Linked DNA regions of Homo sapiens: region 1 is linked to region 2. The links are chromatin contacts, found by Hi-C in ENCODE. All regions are on one chromosome and are shown on one strand. The core of a region is the stretch at or near the end of the contact, and the rest is flanking DNA. Distances in the headings are between cores, read along the strand shown. Region 1 holds the start of ARMC8 (armadillo repeat containing 8). Region 2 holds the start of RYK (receptor like tyrosine kinase).

What was found. Hi-C counts contacts between places; a loop is a spot of excess contacts on that map. Pooled maps may share reads with other maps.
Region 1: a loop to region 2 is called in a map of naive thymus-derived CD4-positive, alpha-beta T cell, with 21 times the contacts of the local background. The contact joins the promoter of ARMC8 here to the promoter of RYK in region 2. A Hi-C loop is called at or near these places in 3 of 168 maps with a recorded cell type or tissue (CD4-positive, alpha-beta T cell, CD8-positive, alpha-beta T cell and naive thymus-derived CD4-positive, alpha-beta T cell) and 6 of 50 pooled maps.

Annotation. Positions count from the first base shown.
Region 1 is chr3:138,183,966-138,189,531 of GRCh38, forward strand. It overlaps ARMC8 (armadillo repeat containing 8), which reads left to right and starts at 3,336. Exons shown (of 22, transcript NM_001363941.2): 1 at 3,336-3,634. The coding sequence starts at 3,590.
Region 2 is chr3:134,247,297-134,252,363 of GRCh38, forward strand. It overlaps RYK (receptor like tyrosine kinase), which reads right to left and starts at 3,563. Exons shown (of 15, transcript NM_002958.4): 1 at 3,127-3,563. The coding sequence starts at 3,358. RefSeq lists an enhancer at 2,804-3,582 and a silencer at 2,918-3,737.

The DNA.
Region 1 (5,566 bases), core at 2,086-4,585, 3.9 Mb after region 2:
CTCCTCTATACTGTTGTTAGTCCATTTTCTTTTTTATTTAAAGTATTTCATCTGTTTTCCTTTTTTTTTTTTTTTTTTTTTTTGAGACCGAGTTTCGCACTTGTTGCCCAGGCTGGAGTGCAATGGCGCGATCTTGGCTCACCACAACCTCCGCCTCCCGGGTTCAGGCGATTCTCCTGCCTCAGCCTCCCGAGTAGCTGGGATTACAGGCATCCGCCACCATGCCCAGCTAATTTTTTTGTATTTTTAGTAGAGACGGGATTTCTCCATGTTGGTCAGGCTGGTCTCGAACTCCCGGCCTCAGGTGATCCACCCACCTCGGCCTCCCAAAGTGCTGGGATTACAGGTGTGAGCCACCGTGCCCAGCCCGTTTTCAAGTCTTTTTAAAGATTCTTCTAAATTTCTTTTGGGACCATTCAGGTTTTGGATTATACCTATCTCCCCACACTTTAAACTTTCCTATTTTTGTATAGATACATTTCTCTCTGGCTTTGTTTCTCATCTTAGGCAGTTCCACAAAGATATTTATAAAGATTTTTCAGATTTTTTTCTGGCTACTTCTTGTTTTGCATTTCATTTTTTTTCTTCATTAAACTCACACTTTGTTGTCTTTTTTTTTTTTTTTACAGAAATTAATACTGCTCTAAGAGCCATGGAACGACAGGGAGAAGTTTCATTTCTGTTTGCAGAGTAGTCAGCATGGATATTTTCCTCTCCTCACCACAGTGCCAAATTTAACTGTTTTTGTTTTTTTCTGCAACCTCCACTTCCCGGGTTCAAGCAATTCTCCTGTCTCGGCCTCCCGAGTAGCTGGAACTACAAGTGCATGCCACTATGCAAGGCTAATTTTTGTATTTTTAGTAGAGATGGGGTTTCGCCATATTGGGCAGGCTGGTCTTGAACTCCTGAACTCAGGTGATCCATCAGCCTCAGCCTCCCAAAGTGTTGTGATTACAGGTGTGAGCCACCGCGCCCATGCTTAACTGTTTTGTTATCGTCACATGCAGGCTGAATCAAAAATTCCTTTTATCTTCCAATTTCTACTCATTACTTAAGAGTGTACCTAAAGTTATTTATCAGCAAAATTTGAACTGGGAGCAAGATTCCTGATCTCCAAGCTTAGGAGTTGGCTATTCAATGCTTTCTTCCTGTAAAATGTCTATGTCAGTCTTCTGGATATAAAACAGGAAAGCCTGGGTAACAGACAGAGGTGTGAGATGTCTTGAGTCACATTTCTAGCTCCTCCCCGCTCGGATTTCAGCCACAGCAGCAGTGACAGTTCTGTGCAAGCTCAGATTTATGCTGCCTATATCCCACCCTAAGATGAAACCTGCAGACTCTGCTTTTTTGTATCAGGTTAAAGAAGCCCGTTCTGTTCTGGGCACAAATATAATCCAGGAGGGCAGGGAGTTAATAGCCCTAGGGAAATCCTCAACCAATACATATGGTATTGGTGGATGAATGCTGTAGCTTCAAGATGGACAATCCAGAGAGGTATTCTGTATGTTTTCAGAGGTGATTGAGGAATAAACAGTGGCATCAATAATGGACAATTATCTTGAATATTTATTCTTTCTTTTTTCACTCTCCCTGACCTATCAATTTTGTTCCCTGAAAGCACTTACTAAATAAACAAAATGCACCCAAATCTTCGTCCCAGGCTCAAACTAAGCCAAAAATTCGTACAACAAACATTTACTAAGTGACTGTGCTAGGCACTGAGATAGACAACCTAGAAGATAAAACTCCCAGTGCCTGTCTTGAAGTGTATAGTGAGACAAACACGGAAACAATTAACAACAACAAAACCACCCTACAATTAAAGTGAAGTATGAAGGCATGGGGGAAAGGGTATCTAACCCATGCCTGGGGGAGACAATTCCTGGAGGATGTATTGCTTGAGCTAATGGATGGAGTGTGGATCAAATACAGTTATAATGACTCTATATACTATGTATTAGGGTTATGTTCTGCCCCATTGCAGTATGCAGTACATGATGTGATTTTAGGTGGTCCATGGATGGACATTTAAACTTTTTGTAGTTAATGTGTACTAGAATAAAAATAAGGAGCACAACAAACTTGATTTCACAGAGTATTATGGTTTAGGATAAAGCCAAAAATTTTTAATGAGTTGAAATTGGCTTTAAATAAAAATATTGAATGAATAATAATACCTAGGTGCAGATTGGCAAAGATTGTGTAGGTGGTGTACAGATTACCCAAGTTTCAGAAATAGTATTATAGCAGAAGGACTACCTAAAATAAAATTCCTGCCTTCCAGGAATTCAACAGTTTGTTAAGGAACACAGACCCATAAGCAGGGGTGGTAAATGCTACACTAAATTTGGAAACCAAGTACAGGAGGAAGACAGGAAAACAGTGAGGAGCAGAGTGCGGGAGAGGCTACCAGCTACAAGACCAGTTGGAAGGCTATTGCTGTAGTCCAGGGGAGAGGTTACAAGAGCCTGAATTAGGGTGTGGCTATAGAAATGGAAGGAATACAAGTAATGTTAACAGGCCAATTGCAACCATACTGTGAAAACCTTACTGGTTGCAAGCAGTACGAAGGTGAAACTTATCCAACCAAGTCAAGGGCAGTGTTGCACACACACACACACACACACACAAAGTAGTAGGACAGCTGAATTAATCAAGTATAATTGAAAGCATACTTTTATTTAGCTTCGGTTATGAGAGTGTTTTAGTGCGAAATATTTAGATATTTGCCCCCATTTTCCCCACTTAACTCAGAAGCTGGAGAAATGTTAACACATATTGTATAACGCTTTCTATGTTCTAGGTTTTTTCTGAGAGCTTCACGTTTGTTGACTCCTCTATCCTCATTAACCTTTATTTTATAGATGAGGAAACTCAAACAGAAGGTTAGATAACTTGCCCAGGGTAAAGCAGCTGATAAATCAAGTAGCTAGGAAGAAACCCAAGCATTCTGGCTATTCTTAACACTACACCAGAATAAACGGGGCCGGCACACAACGCTAAGGCAAGTCACGTATCTGTATCGGATCGTGAAACAATCACTCTTACGGTTGGCAAAGGTTCTGGGATCGCAATTTCCCCACCTATAAAATGGAGATAACGACGCCGGGAGTTTGGTGCAGAGAGAGAGAATGAATATGAAAGTGAACTTCAAACTATGTATGTGGCTCCACGTACTACTTTTTCCAAATATGAATACTGGAATCCATAAACTGCAATTTATCAGTCCGTAAAACTCGTAGCGTCAGGGCGAGACTCCGCCTCTGGGGCCCCGCCCACCGCGAGCGGCAGGTGGGGCCGGCAGATCTTCTTTGCGCATGCGGAAACCGCTGCCCGCTTCCACCTCTAACCCAGGCTCAGAGTAGCTGCTGTTTCTGAGAGAACGATTCGTAGGACAGCCCCTGACGCCATTCCCTTTTGCCCTTCTTTCTGCGGGCCTTTCCGGTACTTGAGCGGTGTCCAGAGCGTGGCCAGTTCTCGTCTATCTGGCTGCCTTTAGGGAGCGGTGCCTAGCGTTGGCCAATAGTTGGCTGTCGAAAGTGCCGGCCCCCGCGCCGGCGCCTGCAGCAGCCGGGTGGGAAGGCTCAAGATGGCGTGCTTGTTGGAGACCCCAATCCGCATGAGCGTCCTTTCGGTGAGTGACCCGCCGCGGCCGCCCGCCCGCCCTCCAGGAAGCCTCATCCCGGTCTCCACCATTCCCCCAAGCGTGGTGTGCCTCCTGGGCACCACCCCCTGGGGTGGACCCCGGCTCAGTCTCGGGCCAGGGAGTGAGCGAGGGTGGAGAGGCGGGATAGACGGGCAGAGGGGACCGCGGCCGAGCCAAAGACGTTTCCAACTCCGGGAGCTCCCGCCGGTGCGGGTTCCCAGGATGGCGTCTGGCAGGCGGGGTGGCTGGGCTTATAGACAACTGGCTGGGCGGCGCGGCTTGGACTTTGCCAAGCGTTTCACTGAGCCTTCCTTTTAGCGATGCCGCTTCCCGGGGGCCGAACGCTCTGCCTTGTGAAGCGCCGGGCTTGCAGCCGGCCTGAGAACGAGCGCCCACTCAGCTCTCCCGGGCTTTGGCAAGAAGAGGTGCAGGCTCCTTGGCCCCCATTTCCTCAGAGCTGCCAGGCCAAGTCTGTGCGGCTTCTATCGCGTCCCAGCACCTGGGCACCGGCTGAAGCAGTTTGCTTTTTGGCAATGGTGATTCGTATCAGCTGCAACTCTTCCTAGTGTGTGTGGTTTTTTAAGCCCCTTTCCTCCGCTCTGCTCAGAGGTCGCGGCTCTGAGTCAGAGGAACTCTATGTTCCCTGTGCCTGGTATTCCGTTTTTCTTTAAGGGGAGTCAAACATTGAAGGGGGGAAAAGGGGGTGAGATTTATTTCCCCATTGTTGAAAGAAGGGAACGTATTGACATGCCAGGAAGTAAAACCTGTTTTTTTTTTTTTTAAAAAAAGTTTTTTTAAAGAAAAAGACGACTTTCACCTTTCACTATGTTGCTCTTGAACCAGGACCAGGAATGAAAGTTACTGGGAGATAACTTCGAAGGATTTTGCAACAAATTCGAGCTGTCCGACTCTGAGAATGGTCAGTTTACCAATGGTTCATTTGCTATTGTTGGAAACAAGCAGGCAAATACTGATTGACCATCTTTTAGACTTGTGGAAGCCAGTCTGATACTGAGAGGGTAGTTGGATTATAAATGACTTGTCGGGTTCCTAGAGTCTTGTAACTACAACCGGTTTCTTTTCTCTTCTCTGACTTGTCCCACAAACAAACTCACCTATCTGAAAACACCTAGGACATTTGCTTATGATTCAGGGTTAGAGCAGTGTGGCAGACCTCAACCTTGAAAAGGCTTAAGTTGTCAATACAATAATAATTTTGTGAGGCTGTCAACAGATTTTTCCCCTGATCCATTTTAGCAGTCATTTTTTCTTATTTTTAAACTGCAACTAAGGAAATACTGTTTACCTAAGTATTAGATCAGATTAGCCTGTTACTCCATCACTGACTGTAATACCCAGGAATATTCTGTGGGAGTGCAGGCCAATGACTTTTACCTCATTATGTTAAAAAAAAATAGTATGTGTCTTGGCTGTTCTCAGTTCTCCTTTAATTATTCATTTAGATTTCATTTATCCTTCAGTTCACCTGAAGTTTACTTTTTGGATGTTGTCAACTTGTATAATGCATATGATTGAAAGTTTTCATTTGTTTCACTTCCTTGGTAAATAATATTTTCTGCTTATTTTATTCAAAAACTTCTTGAAGAGTATTTTCTATTAATACTTCTATTTAGGATTTGCCTTTAGCCCTAGTCTCATTAGGGGCTTTTTTTTTTCTTTAATTAAAAAAAAAGGATTTCCGTAGTCCCAAAGTCTGGTCTATCAGATCTTCACTCCTAGAGCCTTGGGGAAGTAGGAGCTTTTGGATAAATGATTTAAAATGTTTCAATTCACTGATTTTACTAATTTAAAGTGAAACCTGTACCTTTCAAAGTACTACCCAGAGCACCATGTTTTGAAATGCAAACTAGAACAGGAAACATTCATCAGAAATTATCTTGAATGGTTGATTCCTTTAAT
Region 2 (5,067 bases), core at 2,313-4,812:
AAGTAAAAAAAGAGGAAGAAAAAATAAACAGACCTAGCTGAGGTAGTAGCTACCCCTGGAAAGTAGAGCCTGAGGGATAAAAAAGACAAAAGCAAGAGCCTGCTGTGTTTGTCAAAAGTCTTTTAAGCCGGATGCGGTGGCTCACACCTGTAATCCCAGCACTTTGGGAGGCTGAGGTGGGTGATCACCTGAGGTTGGGGGTTTGAGAACAGCCTGACCAACATGGAGAAACCTCGTCTCTACTAAAAATACAAAATTAGCTGGGCATGGTAATGCGTGCCTGTAATCCCAACTACTGGGGAGGCTGAGGCAGGAGAATCGCTTGAACCTTGGAGGCAGAGGTTGCGGTGAGCTAAGATCATACCATTGGACTCCAGCCTGGGCAACAAGAGCGAAACTCCGTCTCAAAAAAAAAAAAAAGCCTTTTGGTTCTCTTAAAACTATATGCATATATTAACTGGATTAAAACAATTTATTCTCATATCAAGGGTAATTAGTTCAATTTATAAAGTTGTCACTATCAACTTCATTTATAAGTTTCTTACTTGGAACTCTAAACTGTCTTAAAAATATTATAAAATAATGGTTCGTTTCCTATGCCAGCGTTCAGAAGGCACAAAATCTGTAGTGATTCTAAAATACGGTGCAAAGCTACTATTCCAAGAAGCCTTAAGTACCATAACAGCTTCTGTGAGAGACTGCATTCTGAGAATTCGGAGTGCCTTGTACACATCTCAGTACACATCTCAGTCCTACCCACTTGGCTCTTCCCTACCTGGAGGAGCCAAGGAATTATTTTAAAGGTAGAATGTATGAGGGAGATGGGAAGGGATGGAAACAACGAACCTGAATCTGGCAGGATGGAGTGACTAGAGATCCTCTGTAACAGGTCAACCCTATTTGCACTAGAGAAAATACTACTAGAAGTCTCTCTCGCCCCCGGGGATAGACAAGGGAGTTAATTGAAACAATGCTTCCTACCCTCCCAGCAACAGCATTTCTGGGCATAAATTGGATGCTCATCAAACAGGAGCTTCCTCTGCTGCAAATACTGCTAAGAAAATTAGTTCCAGGCCAACCTTTGAATAAGGTAACAAATATATAACTCAAGTGCTAATTAGCAATGATTTATTTTCCACCATGACATAATCAAACTTCTACAGACAAAATCTTCATTTCATTCGATAAAACTTTGCAGCCTATGTCAACACTGTTTCATTTTTTTCAAAAATATGAACTAGGCCAGGTGCGGTGGCTCACACCTGTAATCCCAGCACTTTGGGAGGCCGAGGCGGGCAGATCACGAGCTCAGGAGTTCAAGACCAGCCTGACCAACATGGTGAAACCCTGTCTCTACTAAAAATACAAAAAATAGCCAGAAGTGGTCGCTACTTGGGAGGCTGAGGCAGGTGAATCACCTGAACCCAGGAAGCAGAGATTGCAGTGAGCCGAGATCACGCCACTGCACTCCAGCCTGGGTGACAAGAGCGAGACTCCGTCTAAAAAAAAATTAACTGTGTGACCTTGAGCAAGTTACTTTAAAACCCCACTTTCCTCATCTCTACAATAGGCATAATGCCACCTACCTCACTGGGCCCCGAGAAAATTAGAAGAAATTATGTGTATAAAGCATGTAGGGGCAGGTATATGGCAGGAATTCAATGTCAGTCCCTGGTTGTCTTCTGTCTCCTACCTACACCTCTGACTTTGTTTACCCATGTAAACAAAGTCACAAGCTATATAAGTGCTTTTAACCAAAAAGCCTTTACAAAACCATGCATAATACGTTAATATTTCTAAAATTAATGTGATATGAGTCGTCTTGTATTATTTTTCCTAAATCTTAGTCTTGTGTTCCAAGTACTACCCCAAGTAGAGTTTTAATTCAGCTAAACTACATTCAGCTAACTCAGCTAGACTAAGAAGGATTAAGAATGAGCACGACTTCATAAAAAGAGCATTCTTCTTTGGCTAAAAACTGCAAATCCGTACATGTAATGTCTAAAGAGTCTGCTTTCAGTAATTCCATTTCTACACTGAGTCAATCTCAACACACCTCAACAAAGTCTTATTACTTAAAAAAAAATAGAATACTGACAAATAATGGATGCAATAGAGAATAATTTTTCCCCTCAAACACTCAGAAGCACCACCTTCAGATGAAATAAAGATACTGCCATAATAACAAAAGAATGCAAACGTCTAGGTACCAAGGACTTCCTTTTTGGGGGGTCGTTCCTGTCAGATCTTCCTCTAAGGGGTCATTTCCAGAATCCACAAAGTCCTAACATAAGACCCCAGCAATTTTTCAAATTAATTCCCCAAACAACAAAGCTAAGCAAGTAAATGGAACCACAAACCGACCCAAGACTAAGTTCTTGTTTCCCTTCAAGATACTCAAAAGTAGGAGAGTGGCCCAGAAGTACAGAGTCAGTCCAAACTCCCAACACACCCAATGCAAAAACCAAAAAGGTATTGAAACTAAAAAGGTCTGCTACCTGGCGATTCATTCACTAAAAATATGCTTAGAATCTAAGCATATGCTCCAAATCTACGTCCCAAGAGTTGGAGGCTGCCACGAACATTTGGTGCCCTTATAACCTCCCCTTCTTTCTCTCTCGTTTTTTTTTTTTTTTTTTTTTTTTTTGTAAAAGGGTAAGCACAGAGCGTGGCCTCTACTGGAGCATCAAAACCACAGCAAAGGGTTTGCAAGTTCAGTCTAAAACGTGAATTTCGAGATATTCAAAATCGAGGGCCCTAGAGTGACACACATAGAAAGCGTCAAAAAAACTTCGTGCAGCAAGGAAAAAAAGTTGTAAGGGTGACTGACTCTTCTAGGGAGAAGGGCTAAGGAGGCAGTGAGGAGGATGGGATGGGGTGAATCTGGGTCTATCGCGGCGGGGCAGCGAGGGCGGCACGAAGGCTGACCCAGAGCTGGGGACCGGGCAGGGACCACACCTCCCAGCCAGCACGGCAGGCAGAGACCGGGCCGCGAGGCGAATCCGGGCGCGGGGGGCGGGGAGGGTACTCGCCCGAGGTCCACGGCTCGCAGACTGATCCGCCGGCGGCCGGAAGCTGCCCCAGCCGGCCCGACCTGCCCGCCCCGGCCTCGGCGGCCCCACTCACCGATCAGCCGGCGCACCTCGTCCTCGCTCAGGTAGAGACTCACGCTGGGCCCCGCGGAAGCCGACTGCAGCTCCGGGGGCCGCGGGGCGGGGGCGGCGGCAGCGCCAGGCGCGGGCAGCAGCGGCAACAGCGCAAGCAGAAGCAGCAGCGGCGGCGGCGGCGGGGCCCTCAGGCCGCGGGCCCCCGGGAGGCAACTCCGGCCCGGCCGCCCCAGCCGCGCCGCCCCACGCATGGCCGCCGCCGCCGCCGCCGAAGAGGAGCGTCGGCCGCCCGCCGCACCGCCGCCCACCCCCGGCCCCGAGCCGCTCACAGCCCCGAGCCGGGGGCGGCTGCCCAGCTCATCGCACCGCCGGCCCGTGGCAGCCAGCAGTGGCTTCAGACCTCCGGAGCGCGCCGCCGCCGCCGCCTCCTCGCTGCATCGTCCGGAGTTGGGGGCTGCCCGCGGGACGCGCCCGTGCGCGCCGCCGCCTCCCCGGGAGCGCGCACGCACCTTTCGCTCTGGGCGGGCCGGCCTGGGCAACGCGCTGGGGTTTTAAAGTGCCTCGGCGGGCGAAGGGCTCGGGTCACCCTCTCCGCAAGAGCCGGTCCCCGCCCCACGCGGTCACTGCGTCTAATGTTTGCTTGTCTATTGTCTGTAACCCTCCTTTCCCGACGGACGGGCCAGGCTGGAGCCACCGGCCGCGCCTGCAGCTCAGTGGGCGCCCCAGGTCCCCGGAAACGCCTGGATGCGGCCGTTCTGGTTGCGAAAAAGCAGCATGCTTTCCTGTTTAGTGGGAAAACTCAAATAAATAGAAATCATCCTTTATCTTACCATCGGTGATCAACTTTATCGTTTCCGTATCTATTATTAGAATTTATACTACATATATTTGTTTTCCAGAAAGATCTTAGCACGCTTTACTAACCCTATTTTTACGTTACAAAATTTTATTTATTTTTATATTTTTATTTATTTATTTTGAGACGAAGTCTTGCTCCGTCACCCAAGCTGGAGTGCACTGGCACGATCTCGGCTCACTGCAACCTCTGCCTCCTAGGTTCAAGCCATTCTCCTGCCTCAGCCTCCCGAGTAGCTGGGATTACAGGCGCCCGCAACCATGCCCGACTAATTTTTTTGTATTTTTAGTAGAGACGGGGTTTCACCATGTTGGCCGGGTTGGTCTCGAACTCCTGACCTCACGTGATCAACTGACCTCGGCCTCCCAAAGTGCTGGGATTACAGGTGTAAGCCACCGCGCCCTGCCAAATTGTTATTTTTTTTATAATCGTTCTGCATCACTATAATCAACCTGCCTTTGGGGTTGTTAATCTGTGGTCCATACCAGGCTTCGACAGCCTTCCAATAATATGAAACTGTGTGCAAAAGTGTATGTGTCTCCGTGCGTATTTGTGTCCACGTCCATGTTTCTGTGTGTTGTGTGTATGCTTGATTGCACACAGAGAGGTGGTATGTCATCATTTGTTCTAGGGAGTCCTTGTGCCCTCAAAGAGGTTAAGAACTGCAGATAGACCTCGTGTACTTAAAGGCGGTGGAGCCAGCCAGTGCATGGACTTCCGGGCCTCCTGATGTATTTTTGTGAGCCGCCCACCATCGCGGTCAAACTTGCACCAGTGCCCCCTCTCTTGGTGAGGCTCCAAGGGCCCCTGCCCTGTCCTGGGACACCTCGTCCCTGCGGACAGGCCCCCGTCCTGACCCCAAGGCTCTCGCGGGGCCGTGCCTCGGGGAGCAGCTGCTCTGACAGCTAGGCCTGGCTTCGGGGCACAGTTGCTCCATCGCAGTGAGGCCCTGGGAAGCGGTTATTTTTATCCTCAGGGAAGGGTAGGGAAAAGGAGAGGCTGATAAGGAGGGAAGTGCTGGAACTTGATTTTCTCCCTCCCTAGCAAGATACACGGATTCCATTTAGAGATAGGCTGGCCTCAATTTGTCAAGCTTCAGCGCCT